Regions from separate parts of the Mus musculus genome. Here region 1 is linked to region 2. The links are chromatin loops, found by intact Hi-C in ENCODE. Cell type or tissue: left cerebral cortex. All regions are shown on one strand.

The links. A loop is a pair of places that touch in the nucleus more often than their neighbours do. Peaks named below come from ENCODE experiments on the same cell type or tissue, not always from the same donor. Only the 100,000 strongest peaks of a DNase experiment are listed, where the experiment ranks them.
Region 1: a loop joins it to region 2, with 8 times the contacts of the local background. A loop is called at or near these places in 2 of 42 quality-filtered maps.

Annotation. Positions count from the first base shown.
Region 1 is chr9:43,686,356-43,694,355 of GRCm38, forward strand. No RefSeq gene overlaps it. Among named protein-coding and RNA genes, the nearest start is that of Gm29961, 45 kb to the left of the region's middle. In left cerebral cortex, no CTCF peak of the experiment used is centred here; DNase peaks (open chromatin) are centred at 4,824, 5,858 and 6,366; H3K27ac peaks cover 286 bases.
Region 2 is chr9:43,532,690-43,540,689 of GRCm38, forward strand. No RefSeq gene overlaps it. Among named protein-coding and RNA genes, the nearest start is that of Gm36855, 16 kb to the left of the region's middle. In left cerebral cortex, no CTCF peak of the experiment used is centred here; DNase peaks (open chromatin) are centred at 3,459, 4,080 and 4,640; H3K27ac peaks cover 2,012 bases.

The DNA.
Region 1 (8,000 bases), 150 kb after region 2:
GGAGCTAGAGAAAGTACCCAAGGAGCTAAAGAGATCTGCAACCCTATAGGTGGAACAACATTATGAACTAACCAGTACCCCGGAGCTCTTGACTCTAGCTGCATATGTATCAAAAGATGGCCTAGTCGGCCATCACTGGAAAGAGAGGCCCATTAGACACGCAAACTTTATATGCCCCAGTACAGGGGAACGCCAGGGCCAAAAAGGGGGAGTGGGTGGGTAGGGAAGTGGGGGTGGGTGGGTATGGGGGACTTTTGGTATAGCATTGGAAATGAAAATGAGCTAAATACCTAATAAAAAATGGAAAAATAAATCAATAAATAAAAGAGCACTCACTGCTCTGGCAGAGGACCAGAGTTCTATTCCCAGCTCCCATATCAGGAAGCTCTCAAACTACCTGTAACTCCAATTCCTAGTTTACCCACCACCTCTGGCCTCCGTGGTGCACCTTCATGACCTTGTACAAACTCACAATCAGTCCACACACATATGCATAGTTGAAATTTTTTTTAAAAAAAATGAGTCTTGACATCCAGCCTGAACTCAAAGGAGAACTAGCCTCCACTAAAAAGATTAAGCACCATCAAAGGGGTAGAGTGAGCAGGGCACAGAGCCAAGAGAGTATCTACAGACAAGGGCCAACTTGCTGGGAGCCCTCCCACCCTAGAGGAGGTCTTATCACACAAGGCAGGGTCCCTGACTCCTGCCCCCATCACAGAACAATTCAGGTACCCTAATCTGGCAACTTGGGGCCTCCAGAAAAATAGTAAATAAGATGGAAGGAAGAGAAAGACAGGGTGGAAGGGCAACCTGAGTATGGAGAAGGGAAGAGCTGGGCACTTATACCCCAGTTTAAGGTTACTCCCCCTACTAGTGAGGGGCTGGAGACGCAGGGCCTCCATGTCTACCCAGCATGGGTTCCAGGAGCTGGTCAGTAGTCAGGGGCTGGAAAGGGGGTGATGCTGTGCTCTGAATGTTCGTTTTCTAAGAACTCATGCTGACACGGGATGATTTTTGTAACAGGATTAATGGGTTAGGGTGGCTTAAGAAGTAATTAAGAGCTACTGTTGATAAACTGCTTGTCCTAGCATACAGGAAGCTCTAGGTTCAATCCCAACATCACATAAAGCAGGGCTAGAGGGATGGGGCTCACTGGTTAAGAGTACTAGCTACTCTTATAGAAGATCTGGGTTCAAGTCCCAGTACCCATGTGACAGCTCACAACTATCTGTGACTCCAGACCCAGGGAATCAAATGCCCTCTTCTGACCTCAGGTGATAGCAGGCACACATGTGGTATACAGGCATACATGCAGGCAAAACTCTAACACACTACATAATCAAATAAATAATTTTCTTAAAAGATAGGGCAGGGTAGCCCATGCCTGTAATCTCAGCACTAGGGAGGGAGATTGGAAGCAGGGGCAGCAGAAATTCAAGATTATCCTTGGCCTAGGACAATTGGGTCCAAAGTGTTCCCCTGTCCCAGCAGGAGAGAGTTAATCAGATACCTTCTCTTAGAAGTTTGCCATTTTGGGGAGCTGGAGAGATGGTTCAGTGGTTAAGAGCACTGACTGCTCTTCTGAAGGTCCTGAGTTCAAATCCCAGCAACCACATGGTGGCTCACAACCATCCGTAATGAGATCTGACTCCCTCTTCTGGTGCATCTGAAGACAGCTACAGTGTACTTATTTACCAAAGCAAGTGGGATTGACCTGAGTGAGCAGAGATCTTAGATTCAATTCCCAGCAACCACATGAAGGCTCACAACCATCTACAGCTACAGTGTACTCATATACATAAAGTAAAATAAATAAGTCTTTTTAAAAAGAAGAAGTTTTCTATTCTGGAACTCAGACCCAGGGAATCCTTGTGGTAATGAGGGTGAGGCTGAGGCTAAGGCTAAGGCTGAGGCTGAGGCTGGGGCTGGGGTTGGGCACTCAGGGTGACTGGGGCAGGCTGGAGATGTTATTTTAGGAGCATGTGTTGATGAGCTAGCAAAAGAAGAGGATCTGTAAAGCAAGGTAGGAAAACAGAGCCAGAGAGCAGGGGAGGGGACCTGCATGACCTCAGCGAAACAGACACGGGAAGGGGCATGTCCTGTGCTCCCCCCCCCCCCCACCTTTAAGGCCTTCTTGAGTCTTCAGAGGAAACCTCCTCCTTATCCTGGGGCAGAATTGACAGGCTATGTCCTGGGCAGCCACATGTTCCCTGCCTAAGGGAGAAATACAAAGAGGGATACAGCATGGCCTGTTTGCCTCTGGGACAATCTTGGGGTAGGAGTATCACATTGGTGCCCCATCCTATTGTGCACAGGACACCTGGGGAAATGATGTGGCAAAATTAGCTCTTGGGCCAACTGCTAACCTGCATCTCTCCTTCTTACTCTCCCGGGGCTGAGGTTACCAACACGAAAAGCTGTGACCCCAGGAAGGCAGCTGCTTCCATGCAAGCAGGGGATGGGGGGGGGGACAGAAAGGGAGTCCTTCTGCCCTAGGCTGGCATGTCCAGTGGCTTGTGTGTGAACCCCAAGGGAGGAGGAAGGACAGAGGTAACTGTATCCTTGTGAGCCTACATAGCAACTGTGTGGTGTGCAGATGAGAGTCCAGAGCAGACAGACCCTGTATTATTCATTCCTCTACTCAATGTCAAATGAGCTCTTTCTCCAGCCCCAGCCCCCATTGGAAACCAACTCAGGTTGGTCCTTGGGAGCTCACAGGGATGTCCAGGTACATAGAGCATCACAAGCCTTTCTTAGGTTAAGGGTCAGGATCTCCTGGGAAGACCAAAAAAGGACCTCAGGACAAGTAGTGCTCTAAGGTACTCCAACTGGCTGTTTCTGACTCTCTAAAGGACAGGAAGGAAAGGGCTCTCATAGTCAACAGGGGGCAGATACAGCAGGCAGGAGAAAAGGCAAGATACACCTTTTAACAGTGTGATAGGATGTTGTCATCCACAAAGTTCAGTCAAGTACAATTGAGCTACTAAAAAACATTGTGGGGAAAAAAGTCACATAATATTTCAAGTATTTTTACAACTTTGTGTTGGGTCATATTTATAGTTGCCCTTGACCAGATGTGTCCACAGTCAGGCTGCAGGTTGAATACACTAAACAAAGAGATAGAGGGATGAAACACCAAGAACCCAGGAGACTTGGGCTGTCGTTAATGGAAAATTTCCTTTTTTCCAAACTTGCTCTCAGTTTCCCCCATGTCAAAAAGGCTGACAACCTGACAGCTCCGGGAGTGACTTAACAGCTGGGCATTCAAGCATCAGGAACGAGCTAGCCATGGTGGCATTTCTGTAATCCCAGCACTTGGTAAGTGGAGGCAGGGAGAATCAGAGGTTCAAGGTTATCCGCAGTCAAGTTCTAAGCCACCTTGAACTACATGAGACCCTGTCTCAAGAGAAAAACAAACCAAACCAAAACAAAACAAAACACAGGGCTTGGGGCTGGGGTGATGGCTCAGGTGTAAAGTGTCTGGTGCATAAATGTGAGTTTGGATCCACAGCACCACATAAAAAGCCAAGCATACCTGTGATCCCTACGCTGGGAAGGAAGAAACAGGGAATGCTGAAGCCTGCTGGCCAGCCATTCTAGCCAAATCAGTGAGCTCTAGGATCAGTGAGAGAAATCATCTCAAAAAGCAAGGTAGATAACAACAGGGGAAACCCATAATGTCAGCCTCTCCCATGTACACACTCACATTAGATAGATCAAACAGACAGTCAGACAGTCAGATAGATACATAGATACATACATCGATAGATAGGTTGACTGGTAGATAGATACATCGATAGATAGATAGATAGATAGATAGATAGATAGATAGATAGATAGATAGATAGATACATACATACATACATACATACATACATACATACATACGTAGGTAGGTACATAGATAGATAGATAGATAGATAGATAGATAGATAGATAGATAGATAGATAGATAGATAGATAGATAGATACATAGTGTACTGGCTAGTTTTGTGGCTGGAGTTATCACAGAGAAAGGAGCTTCAGTTGGGAGAAATGCCTCTACAAAATCCAGCTGTAAGGCATTTTCTCAATTAGTGATCAAGGGGGGAAGGGCCCCTTGTGGGTGGGACCATCACTAGGCCGGTAGTCTTGGGTTCTATAAGAGAGCAGGCTGAGCAAGCCAGTGGAAGCAAGCCAGTAAAGAACATCTCTCCATGGCCTCTGTAGCAGTTCCTTCTTCCTGACCTGCTTGAGTTCCAGGCCTGACTTCCTTAGTGATGAACAGCAATGTGGAAATGTAAGCTGAATAAACCCTTTCCTCCCAACTGCTTCTTGGTCATGATGTTTGTGCAGGAATAGAAACCCTGACCAAGACACATAGATACATAGGTACATAGTTGCATAGATACATACATACATAGATACATAGATAGATACATAGAAAGATACATAGATAGATACATATATAGTTTGGTTTTTTTTTTTTTTTAAGAAATAGAAGCCTTCAGAAAATAGGGCCTTTAGAAAGACCCTTGTGCCATCAAATCCCCAAATACGTGGACAGCCCTTCTGCTTTTGCCCTTGCTGCTTGCAAAGAGCATTGACATAATGGGTTTACCTTCTCCCTAGCCTCCAGGGTCCCCCAACCCACTCTGCAGGAAGGCAGCAAAGAGCAGAGGGTCTGGGTGAAGGGGAGGCCGAGCCCTAGGCTCTCATCAGATGCCTTTCTAGTATTTTTAGCACTGCAATCAAAAGCTGGGTCCGCCTCTGGATCAACTCAGGCATCCTAGGCTGAGCAGGGCTGTTAAAAATGGAATGAATGGGGCACACTGCAATCAGCGGTGGCAGTCCCGGCAGGGCAGCAGCTGTGGCACTGGAAGCTCTTGGCCCTTGAGTCAGGCAAGGGAAGAGGTGCAGTCTCTTCAGAGGGCACTGGCCTCTGAACTTGGCTGTCCCCACACCCACAGCGTGTCCAGGCACAGAACCTATGCTCCAACAGCACCTGCACCCTGCTGCCTCCCTGGAGACTGCTGTGGTGGTCATCTCTGGGCATTTGGCATAAGGTGATGGCAGAGGTTGGCACTACCACAGCTGGGGCAAGTGGATAGAATGGGACTTGTCTTGCCCATTTGAAAAAGGAACTGCCTCTCAGCCCCTCCACCGTCCCCATTCTTCTATTCTAGAAGGGAACAATGTTCTATTGAGTACATCCTGAAGGACTGGGTAAGGAGGCACAAAGTATGCCAAGGGCCAGCTTGCCATGTTGAGACCCAGGAGTCTCAGGGTAAAGCCATTTCTGCCACTCTGTGACAGCTTTGGAGCCGCGGGCAAATCACTCTCCTACTCTGGCCTCCGTGGCTTTCTCTGAAAAATGACAAGGCCAGACTGGAGTACAGACATGACAGATTCTCTAAGTCAGCAGGAGGCTGAGGTTAGAGTGACGGATGCTTGTGGTTGGGGCGGGGGACAGTCCCAGGTCAGAACCCTGCCAGCATTGTCGGGATTGAGCATGGCCTTCAAGAGTAACGGCCCTAGGTGGCCACTCTCAAAGCAGGAGGCTATGATCAGAGGATGGTTTGCCAGCCAGGAGGCAAAACGGCTTGGTGGAGTGAGGGAGGACAAGAAGATAGACAAGGGGCACAGGCCTGTGGAGTCGGCTAAGCAGAAAATACACCAAGGGCCCAGCTTCATTTCAGAAATGTTGGAACAGAAAGTGATCAGATACTGGGCACCAGGTGACCCAGCCAGACTTATGAGTCCAGGCCTGTATCCTTGGCTCTGCTCTGTATTCCAGCTCATTCTAGTGATGCCCTGGTTACCCAGATGGGCCCTCCATCTCACAGACAGTCTGTCAGACTCTGCAGCCACCCACCACACTGCCTGAAAGAGGCAGTCACTAGTGGAATGTGTAGAATTCATGTATGAGCATAAATCTGCATCACCCTGCCTCAGCACAGGGCTCAGCCTGCTGGAATGATCCCTTAAGCATCCTGCTTTGCTGTCTGTCCAAGAACTGTCGGTGCTTCCAGCAGGGTAGCTGTAGGTCTGACCAGATGGACACCTGGGAAGTCTCCTTAAAGGGTTATTCCTCTTGCCCAGCCTCCCTGAACCCTCTGCACCCATGCCAACCTAGTGTCTTCCTAACTATATTGTCTCAGACGAGGGTGCCCCATGTCTGATCGGCCCTGCAGATGTTCAGCAGCTGGTAGAGTCCCGGCCAAGCACGTGAAGACCCTGCTGCCTTCCTTGTCGGGGAGGAGCACTCAGCTCACACTGACTGTCTAGCCGCCCTGCAGGCACCACAATCATCCACCTAGAACACTGAGGAGGAGCCACATTGGCACCCACACCCACACGTGCAATGCTGGCATATGGCAGCGGCATGCACGTCACGGCAGGTGGGTAGGTGATGCAGCTAGAGTTTCCTCAACACCTCAGAAGGTGGGTTGCAAACTGCTGTCTGACAGTGATGGGCCTCACAGTCTGCTGCACGCAAGGAGCCTTATCCAGTTCTGTAGAGGGCTGGGCTAAGCTGGCCGAGGAGACAGACACCATAGCTTCTCAGCCTGGGAAACCTGGCCATGCTTCTGGATCTAACAGCTGAACTCAACTCTCTCATGACAGTGGGTCTGTTAGTGTGGCCATAGGCATGGCTCACTCTGACTTTGGATGGCTTTGTTTTAACATGCAAAGCTTTCCAAAAAGCTGCTATCAGGAGAAGACCCAGAGAGTCAGGTTGGGATATCTGAGAGTGAAGAGGAGGGTGTATAAAAAAAGAGAGCGAGGCCCTATCCAAAAAGAAGGCAACATTCAACAGGAAGAAGTCTACACCCCATGCCAGGGAAGTACTTCAAAGCAAAAGGCAGGACATGGACAGTCCCAGGGGGATAGATGTCAAGGGGTGGCAGGACAAGAACACTAGCAGGAAAGAGGGGTACTGAGTATTTACTCTCACCTGCTAAGACCTGAGGGGGGCCCCCAGGTTCCTCAGAATCAGATTTCCAGTGGGATGGGATTAGAACCTGAGGCCTTTGGAAGATGGCTCAGTCATGAGTGTGTGCTTTCATAGACAGGATTGCATCAGTGTCCTTATAAAAACCACAGTAGAGCTGCCAAGGTGGCTCAGTGGGCAAGGGTGTTTGCTGCACAACCTTGTGATCCAAGTTCGACTCCCCAGACCCACATAAAGGTAGAAAGAGAGAACTAAGTCCATAGAGTTGTTCTCTAACGTCCAGCCACACTTGTATCTTGACATGTACACACACACACACACACACACACACACAAACCCGCACATGTTCACGCACTCACATGCACACATGCATGCACACCCGTGCGCATGTACATACATCACCATAACCACCACCACTGCCATCACCACCAGTAGCAGCAGCACTAATAATAATACTAATTAAAAACAAAAAAACTATAGAGCTGCCTACCCTTTCACCATGCGATCCTATAGCAAGGTAATGGCTATCTGGAACCTCTGGAATGAGCCTTCGTCATATGTTAAACTTACTGGTACCTTGAACTTGTGCTTGGCAGCCTCAAGGATTGTAAGAAGTAAACCTCTGCTGTTGGCAAGCTTCTTTGCCTCGGGTATTTTGCTATATCAGCCTGAGGGGGAGAGAACTGCCATCCCCCTTCCCAGATTAGACAACTGAGACTCAGGGAAATTGAGTAATGGAAGTCAGATTCCCATGTATCCACTAAGAGCAAACACAAAGACAGCCCCCCTCAGACAACCCCAAAGAGCTGGCAGGCAGACACGTGTGGTTCTATATGTTGAGAGTTGTTCCACCTGGGCTACCCTTCTCGGATGTGAAATACCTGTAAAGTGGCCATGCCTTAGGCAACTAGCCCCTGGTGTAGAAGCATCTTCCAAAACTGTAGTACTACCACAATTAGAGTGTCCTAGACCCTGAAGTTTATACAAGGTCCATGCATCATGCCTGGTCTACTCAGGATAATGCCAGTGGAACACCCAGCTATGTGGGTGAACACCTCCCCAATGT
Region 2 (8,000 bases):
GTTCTATTAGCAGGAGCAGAACAAAGAGTAAGTGACATGGGCAGGGGGATTTTTACCAGAGAAAATTCATGGCTCAGACTGTTGGGCGGGTACATATTTCAACCAAAATATGATAGCCAGAAGATTGTCGATTACCTGGGACACCTAAGGTACTGCTGGGCTCCAGGTGTGTGGATATGGAATGCGTAGAGAGCAGACGAGTAAATGCACCAGCCCACAGTCGAGCTGTCACACCAGACTCAATAAGGACAGTAGGCATCCATGCTCCAGTTACATTCAGGATGGAAGGGATCAGGCCAGCATGAGCAGCATCTTTCATGGAGGATGTGAAAGAAATTTCCTATCAGCAGGTGAAGAAGGGCAGAAGCAGGTGGTCCAGATAGAGGCTGGAAGCAATCTGCCCAAGTCAGCACACTATGTTGTCTCTGGGGGCCATCACCACTGAGTTGTCTCCATTGGGTTAATAATCACAAAACACTGAGGAAGGGTGAGTGAGGAAGGTTTGGGGAAGAAAGGGAATCTCTATTGACTCCACATCGCCAGAATCCAGAGGCTAGAGCTACAGACTTCATGATGTTGTTGATGTCTCCACTTCTTGGCATCTCTCCACTCTTGTCATTTAACATGCGGCTTACTGTCCATGGTCCTAGACAGCTGCTTATCCTCTGGCCCGACAGAAGGGGAAGGAGAGTGGAAGTAGCAGTGGTCACCATAGAAGAGCAAAGCTATTCCAGGGCCCCCGGCCTGCAGTCTATTGGCCAGGTACTGGCTCCATGGTGATTTTTCCCACAAGGAAGCTGGACCTACAGGGACAGTCTCCCAAAGATGGCCTGGAGAAGCACTCAGCCAAGCCAAGGAAGATGAACACAGGCACCCATCACAGACCAAAGGAATGATTCCATTCTAGTATGTTTTTTGTTAAAGTTTTTGTTGTTGTTGTTTGTTTATTTCTGTGTTTGTTTGTTTGTTTGCTTGATTGCTTGTTTGTTGGGTTACTTACAGAAGAATGGGTGTCTCAAAAGTCAGTTGCATCATGGGAAAGCCAACCCCAGCACCAGCAACAACTCAACAAAGTTGCTCCAAAGTCCCCTGCCTACTCTATAAGCATCTCAGCTTATCAGAAAGTCTCCTCTCCCTAGCAATTGCTACTGTTTATATAATCAGGGGTTGGGAGGGGGGGGGCGGTACCAGTCTTATAAGTTTCAGGAGTTTCCTGAGACTTTTGAGTTTTATTTTCTTCCTGAGCCTTGTAAGTCTTATGTTACTTCTGAGTATTAGGTAGCTTCCTTAAGATGGAATGTTTCCATTCAGAAGAAAAAGCTTCATAAGTTCCACAGGTCCTGGAGGCCTGCAAGGTCAAGGTGCTGGTGAGATGAAGAGGAAGCAATTAGGAAGGCAGGAGATACCAGTAAGAAAAGAGGATGTCCAGGAGCCAGTGGGATCTTCAACTTTTGTGAAGGAATGATATCGTCAGTAGTGCCATGTGCTATAGCTAGGCCAAGTAAGATGGCCTGAAGTCACTACTGACTGAATGCAACAGAGAACAGTGGTGTCCCAGACCACAGAGCGAGAACCATAGACCCTAAATGACCTGGAAAAGAATAAGAGGAAAAGAACAGGAGACAACTCTTCCAAAGAGACTTGCTATAAATAGCTAGAGGGGGTAAATGGGCCTGGAAGGTCCTAGTCCCTCCTTTAAAGACAGGAACAAAAACAGCAGGCTTAGATGCTGATAGGGATGAGTAAATAAGAGATGATAGAGGCATGACAGGGAGAGTACCATCAATGTCCCTGAGTTGGGGGGTGGGGTGCTGGAATTGGTGGGGTCTGAAAATGCTTCCGCCCTTGGCTGGAAGCAGATACAGTTTGTCCACAGAACTGGAAGATGGAAGAGTTAGAAAAAGACACAGGCAGGAGGGCAGCTGTGGGAGTTTGTGGAAGTTGTCTTTGTCCCCATTTGTTCAGTGACTAGAAAGCAAGGTTATCAGGAAATACAAGGACATAGAAGGGAGGACTTGAAGGCTGCAGAAGAGAGGGGGAAGGTGTGATCCCTCATCTAAGAGAGGGGAGGGTGACTGGACCACAGAAATGATGGATGATACAGCAGCTAGCAACACCCACCCAAGTTCAGGGATCATAAACTCAAAGCAAGCTGACCAGAGAATGTTTTCACATACTTTGAGGATGTTTCCACAGCTGTGTGATGCTGGCTGAGGTGTGCCATCTCAGAGAGGCAAGGGTGGATTTAGCTGCTGCCAGATTGGTTGGGGTGACAGAGGCACAGGAGTGGCAGATGTGTATTTGCTGAGGACATGGCAATGGCTGATCAAGGAACAGCACCTGAGTTAGGTGGAGGGCTGGCAAGAGGAAGAGCAGAGGTAGGGAAGGGTGACTCCAGTATACCCAGGAGGTGATACATGAGGTGCAAACTAAAACCCCTAGATGTGGGGCTCTTGAGATGGATTTGGGGTCTTGAGATATTGCCTGGGGTCTAGAGGTAGAATGTAGTGTCTTAAGGCAGGGCATGAGATAAGATATGGGGTCTTGATAAAGTCTGGGGGTCTTAAGATTAAGGATCTTAAGGTAAGGGGTCTGGCTAGGATGTCTAGTTTTGAGGTAAGGTGTAGGGCCTTGAGATGGAATGGGATCTTGAAAAGGGGTGTGGAGTTTTGAGACAGAGTGTGGGACCTTGAGACAGGGTATTAGGCCTTGAGATGAGGCATGGCGTCTGAGACAGGAGGACGTCAGGTTCTGAAATGTGGTCTTGGGATGAGGTGTGGAACTTTTAGATGAGGTGTGGGGTCTTGAGACAAAGTGGATGTTTTTGAGGTAAGGGATGAGGCAAGGTGTGGGCTCTTGAGACAGTGTGGGGATCTTAAGATGGGGATCTTAAGTGTGGGGATGTATGTTAGTGAGACAGAATGCTGCATATTAAGACAGGGTATGGGGTCTTGACATAACGCGTGGAAGCTTGAGACACAGTGGGAAGTCTTGAGGCAGGGTATAGAGTATTGAGATAGGATGTGGAATTTTGAAATGGAACATAGGGTCTTGAGATGAGGGAATGTGTTAAGGCCAAGGTGTGAGGTCTTGTGATGGGGTATGGAGTCTTGAGATAGGGTTGTAGAATGATAGAAATTGCTGGCAATGACAAGGTCTGAGGCAAGCCCTTTCAGTAGTGGCCAGAGGAAGACAGAAGACCAGACCAGCTCAGGTAAGGAACTTTAGGTGCCAGGGGGTTCGAAGACGTTTTGCTAATAATGCAGGAAAGAATTGGGAAGAGTCCCCATGATCCAGAGGCCAGAATGTTTAAGGGAAGAGGAGAGAGGCCTGCGGTGGGTAGATCGTTGCAGCCAGGAGCTTCTGACTAGAGATTCTACTTGGGTTGTTTTTCAAGAGGAGGGATGGCTATTGGCAAGAAGATGAGCAGCAGGAGCCAGAAGGACTCCTACTCCGCCTCCAGGAACAGGGACCGTGGAGAGAACATAGCCCCCAAGTGAAAGGGCTGCGGAGGAGCAGGACACAAGGATTCCAATGAGAGCTGGAGGATGCGGGCTGGGGGAGTGGGGTGACACAGAGGCTACTGAGCTGAGGCTCAACCCTGAGACTGACTCCATCCAGCCCTGTGTGCCAGCATCTGCTCTGAGCACCGTTTTGACCCAGGTAGAAGGGGGCTCAGAGATAATCATTTCAGAGGCGCTGAGGTGTTCACACAGCAGCAGATCTGACCTTGTTAATATCACAGTAACACAGCCCACGGGAAGGGCCTTGCATGGGCTGAGCCACCAAGGCAGCTTATCTTGCAATACATTGCTCCTTACAAGGGACACATGGATGCCAAGTGCCCACAGGATGGAAATTAAAGAGGGAAAGACTTGGGGTGGATAGCAGAGATACTAAAAAAAAAATAAAATCAGTATCGAGGTTTATTTTTAGGTCTACTGAAGTAGAAAATAAGTGCTCGGACTGTGAAAGAGGGATCACAAGGCCAGCCCTTGGCCCCAGGAGCAGCTTGGGTCCTGTACTGCAGAAACCTACCATTCATAACTTTTGATTTACTGTGGCACAGACAAGAGGCGCTCACATGATACATCGCTTGTATATTCTATCGACCTGCAAGACTTCGTTTTCTAAACTTCCCATCCATCAGCTGCATCTGTCCCTGCTCCCCACTGACCGTCAAGATGAAATAGGGGGTGGGCCACCCCACCTTGCAAATGTGGCCCGTTGTATGAGGCTGGAGGATTACAAAGATGGGTTTGATGCGTGCTCATTTCTACAACAGGCGAACCTTACTGTGATGTCGAAAGGTGAGGCACAGAAGAGAGGACCCTAGAAAGGGGTATCAGAGCCCCAAACACACCAGACCCAGGAAGAGAGAGGTGACATTCTAGGGAAGAGACATATACGTGGCACTTGTCATTCCCTGTGGAGGCCATCCTGGAGCTTGCTACTATAAACACTCTTGGAGCTGAACAACGGCACGAACACTGCCCACATTCGCCATCCGCTTCTACCCCACAACAGAAGGGCCCGGATGGTACCGCTGCTGCCGGCCTGTGGGCCTGGGGAAAAGAGAACCTGTTTCCCACTGGCTCCCACAAGAGGTTACTGTGCCCCCACCGGAAGACATGTTGTTCTGTGCATATAAGGAAACTCGGGTACCCACGTACCACCTTAACTCTCCTTCTCCTGCCAATATTCTCAGAATGGCAAAAGCAAGCATCTGTGATGTTACATCCACCCCCAGCCCCACCCCTCCATTTACAGAAAAGAGTCTTCTCAGTTTTTGCAAAACAGATCTCTGCACCTGGGGGTGGGGCGGAGACAAAGGCGGAACTCTTTATTGCCTGTGCTTTGAGGCTGGGACACAGAGAGCAGAAGGCAGGACTGAGGACTGCCAGGACCTGGGGGCAAAAAGAAGGCCTATAGTTTCCTGTAGAGGGAACCCTGCTTTTGTGGGATATAGTAAGCCTGTGAACAGCCCCAGAGGCTCAGCAGAACTCAGAGCATCCTTTAGCCCAGTGGAGGGGAAATGGCAGACCAGGAATTGAATAAGCTAGCGATGTATCAGGAGCCTGTAGCTAGTTCCATTCTGGGGACTTTGGCCAACCTCCACATCTCTGTGTGCCTCGGTTCTCCTAAGAGAAGAGTGCTGACTTTCCTCTTAGGTCTTGAAAGGCATCCAAAGAGTGTCAGATGTAACAACCTTACAAATAAAGGAATTATTGATGTAACTGATGGTTTAAATTGAGCCCTGGGACCTCTGCTGTTTAGAGGGTGGATCAATAGCAATAACAACAATAAGTAGTGTATAACTCAGGAGGGAGTTTATAAAGGACCCAATGGCTAGCACTAGATAGCTCAGGAACAGAAAGGGACTTCCTGTCTTCCCATGCCATCCCAGATACCAAGCTCCCTGGCCAGACAGCCTAGAGGCCCTGGCTGTTACAGATGGGGAGGGGACCTGGCTGTGCAGGAGGATTGGTCTGGAAATGAAGGAACAGGGTAAGCCAAGAAGTCCCTAGGGATTGCACACAGTGCTGTGCCCCTGAGGAGACTTCTAGACACTCTGACAGCCAGTTAGAAGGTTAAAGAAGAATTCAGCCATGGAGGGGTGGACCAGCTGTGCCAGACATGATTCTGTAGCTTCAGACAAAGTGCAGATGTGTGGGACCGCGTAAGGTCTGAAACGTGAAATCCTTGTCTGAAGTATTGGCTCTGGCCTATCCCTACTAGTAGTGTGGGATAACCTCCCAGGGCTTGGGCGGCTTCTAGGTAGATGGAGAGACAAGCCTAGCTCTCCACTTAGTGCCTGTGGGAACACCAGCTACAAGAGGGCCCAGAAGCTGCCTGTAGTTTTCCAAGGTGTTTTCAAAAGATTTTTATGTATTACATTTTATGTGTACAAGGTCTTTGAGTGCATGTACCATGCGTGTGCCTGCAGCAGAGAGCGCCAGATCTCCTGGAACTGGAGTTGCCGTCAGTTGTGAGCCACTACATGGGTGAAGAGAACCAACCCCATGCGCTCTGCAAAAGCAGCAGAGCCTTCTCCTCAAATACATAAACCTTCACTTTTAAATTATGTATATGTGTATGTGTCGCTGTGTGAGCCTGTGCACACGTGAGTACGGTGGCCTCACAGTACAGAAGAATCCCTTGGGTCCCCTGGTGCTGGCCGGAGTTACAGGTGGTTGTGAGCACCTGTCCTGGGGACTCTGCCAGAGCAGAAAGAGCTCTTAACCTTGAAGCCATCTCTATATCCTTGTGTTCTGCCTTTTTATCAGATAGTTCCCCACATGGGTGGATGGGAAGTGTCCCGAGATAGTTTTTGCATTCTTCAGTGATCGCAGAACCAGATTCACTTCACTAATCTTTACTAAGGTGGGACTGAGTCTCAAGACCAGACCCTCAGAGAGACCAAACTGATCTCTTACCCCCTATCCACCCTGCCCTCAGCATGGGCATCTGTTGGGTTTTTCCTACTTTGAGGTAGCTTGCCTCTGATTTTCCTGCTGTTATAAGTCCTGCTGGTTGGCAGTAGGCTCGTCACAGACACAGCCCTACTAGGTACTTGCTACCGAAAGCTGATCTGGCTGTACAGATCAGAGAGAGGGGTTACCGAGACAGTTTGGCAAAAGAAACAGAAAGAGATTTCTGTTGGGATGAGAAAAGGCCTTTGAAAAGGCACGAAACGGTCTAGAGAGATGGCTCAGCAGTGAAGAGTGCTGGCTGCTCTGACAGAAGATCCGAGCTCAGATCCAGCACCCACACCAGGCTGCTCACAGAAGCCTATAACCATGGCTCCAGGGGCCTGACTCTCTCCTCTGGTCTCCTCAGGCACCCTCATATACTCATAACATATATTCATATAGACACACATACTTAGAGATTTAAAAAATAAGACAAATCATTTTTTTAAGAGGAAAAAAAGGACACAAAACTCCTGGAAAGCAAGCCTAGTAGGGTTAGGCCACATTCTGGGTGCTTACGAAAATTGTTTGTGGAAGGAGCATCCTGGCCAGGATGCTGGTCACGTGCTATCAAACCCCTGACCCCAAGCCTGGCCACCCTCCATTGTTGAGAAGAATCATCAACACTCAGGACCTTATTGATAAACTCTCCCTCTAGCCCAGGCATGACAGTGTTCAGTCAAGGGGAATACTGCTTGAATGAAGACCAGGGCCGGGAGCTGAAGTCAACGCGTACCTGGTCATATAGAATCTGTGCTGCCAAATGGAATGTCCTCGTGCGTGGTAACTGATGCATCACAGAGTAGGGTATAGTTCCCTGTAGAGACACAGACAGACAGACAGACAGACAGACAGACAGACAGACACAACTAGAATGTTTCTCACACACAGCTAGAATATTCTCTCTCACACAGACATGCACACATATGCAACTAGATTTTTCTACTTCTCTCTCATATGCACAGCTAGAATTCTCCCTGTGTGTCTTTGTCTCTGCCTCTCTGTGTCTCTGTCTCTGTGTCTCTGTCTCTCTCTCTCGTACATGCACATGCACACACACAGTTATGACTGTAGGTACACATTGGGCAAACACAAACTAATTCAAATAGAGAGACTTCTGGACCCGTGGGCCAGCAGGGAATATCAGTTCCAATAATAGATTACTGTCCTAAGCTGGCCAAAATCAGTTATTTCAACCTCCAACCTAGAGCTCTCAAACATTCCTGATGTATTGACACTCTCCACACAGGGAAACTACTTCTGTACAGAGAAAGCACTTGGTCGCTGTGTTTAGTGCTAATCACCATAGGCCAGTGGTTGCCAGCCATGTGCCTGGTACTGTGTTAAGCCCTTGGGACAGACTATTTCCAATAGCAAGCTGGGTATTCTTCTCTCCATTTAACCAAAATTGAAACTGAATCTCTGGGCTGTCATTGCTTAGTGATACATTTTAGCAGGAGGAAGAGCTGGGCTTGAAACTGGGGGCTGAGTCTTTGCGCGTACTGAGCCCTGGACACGCATTGCATA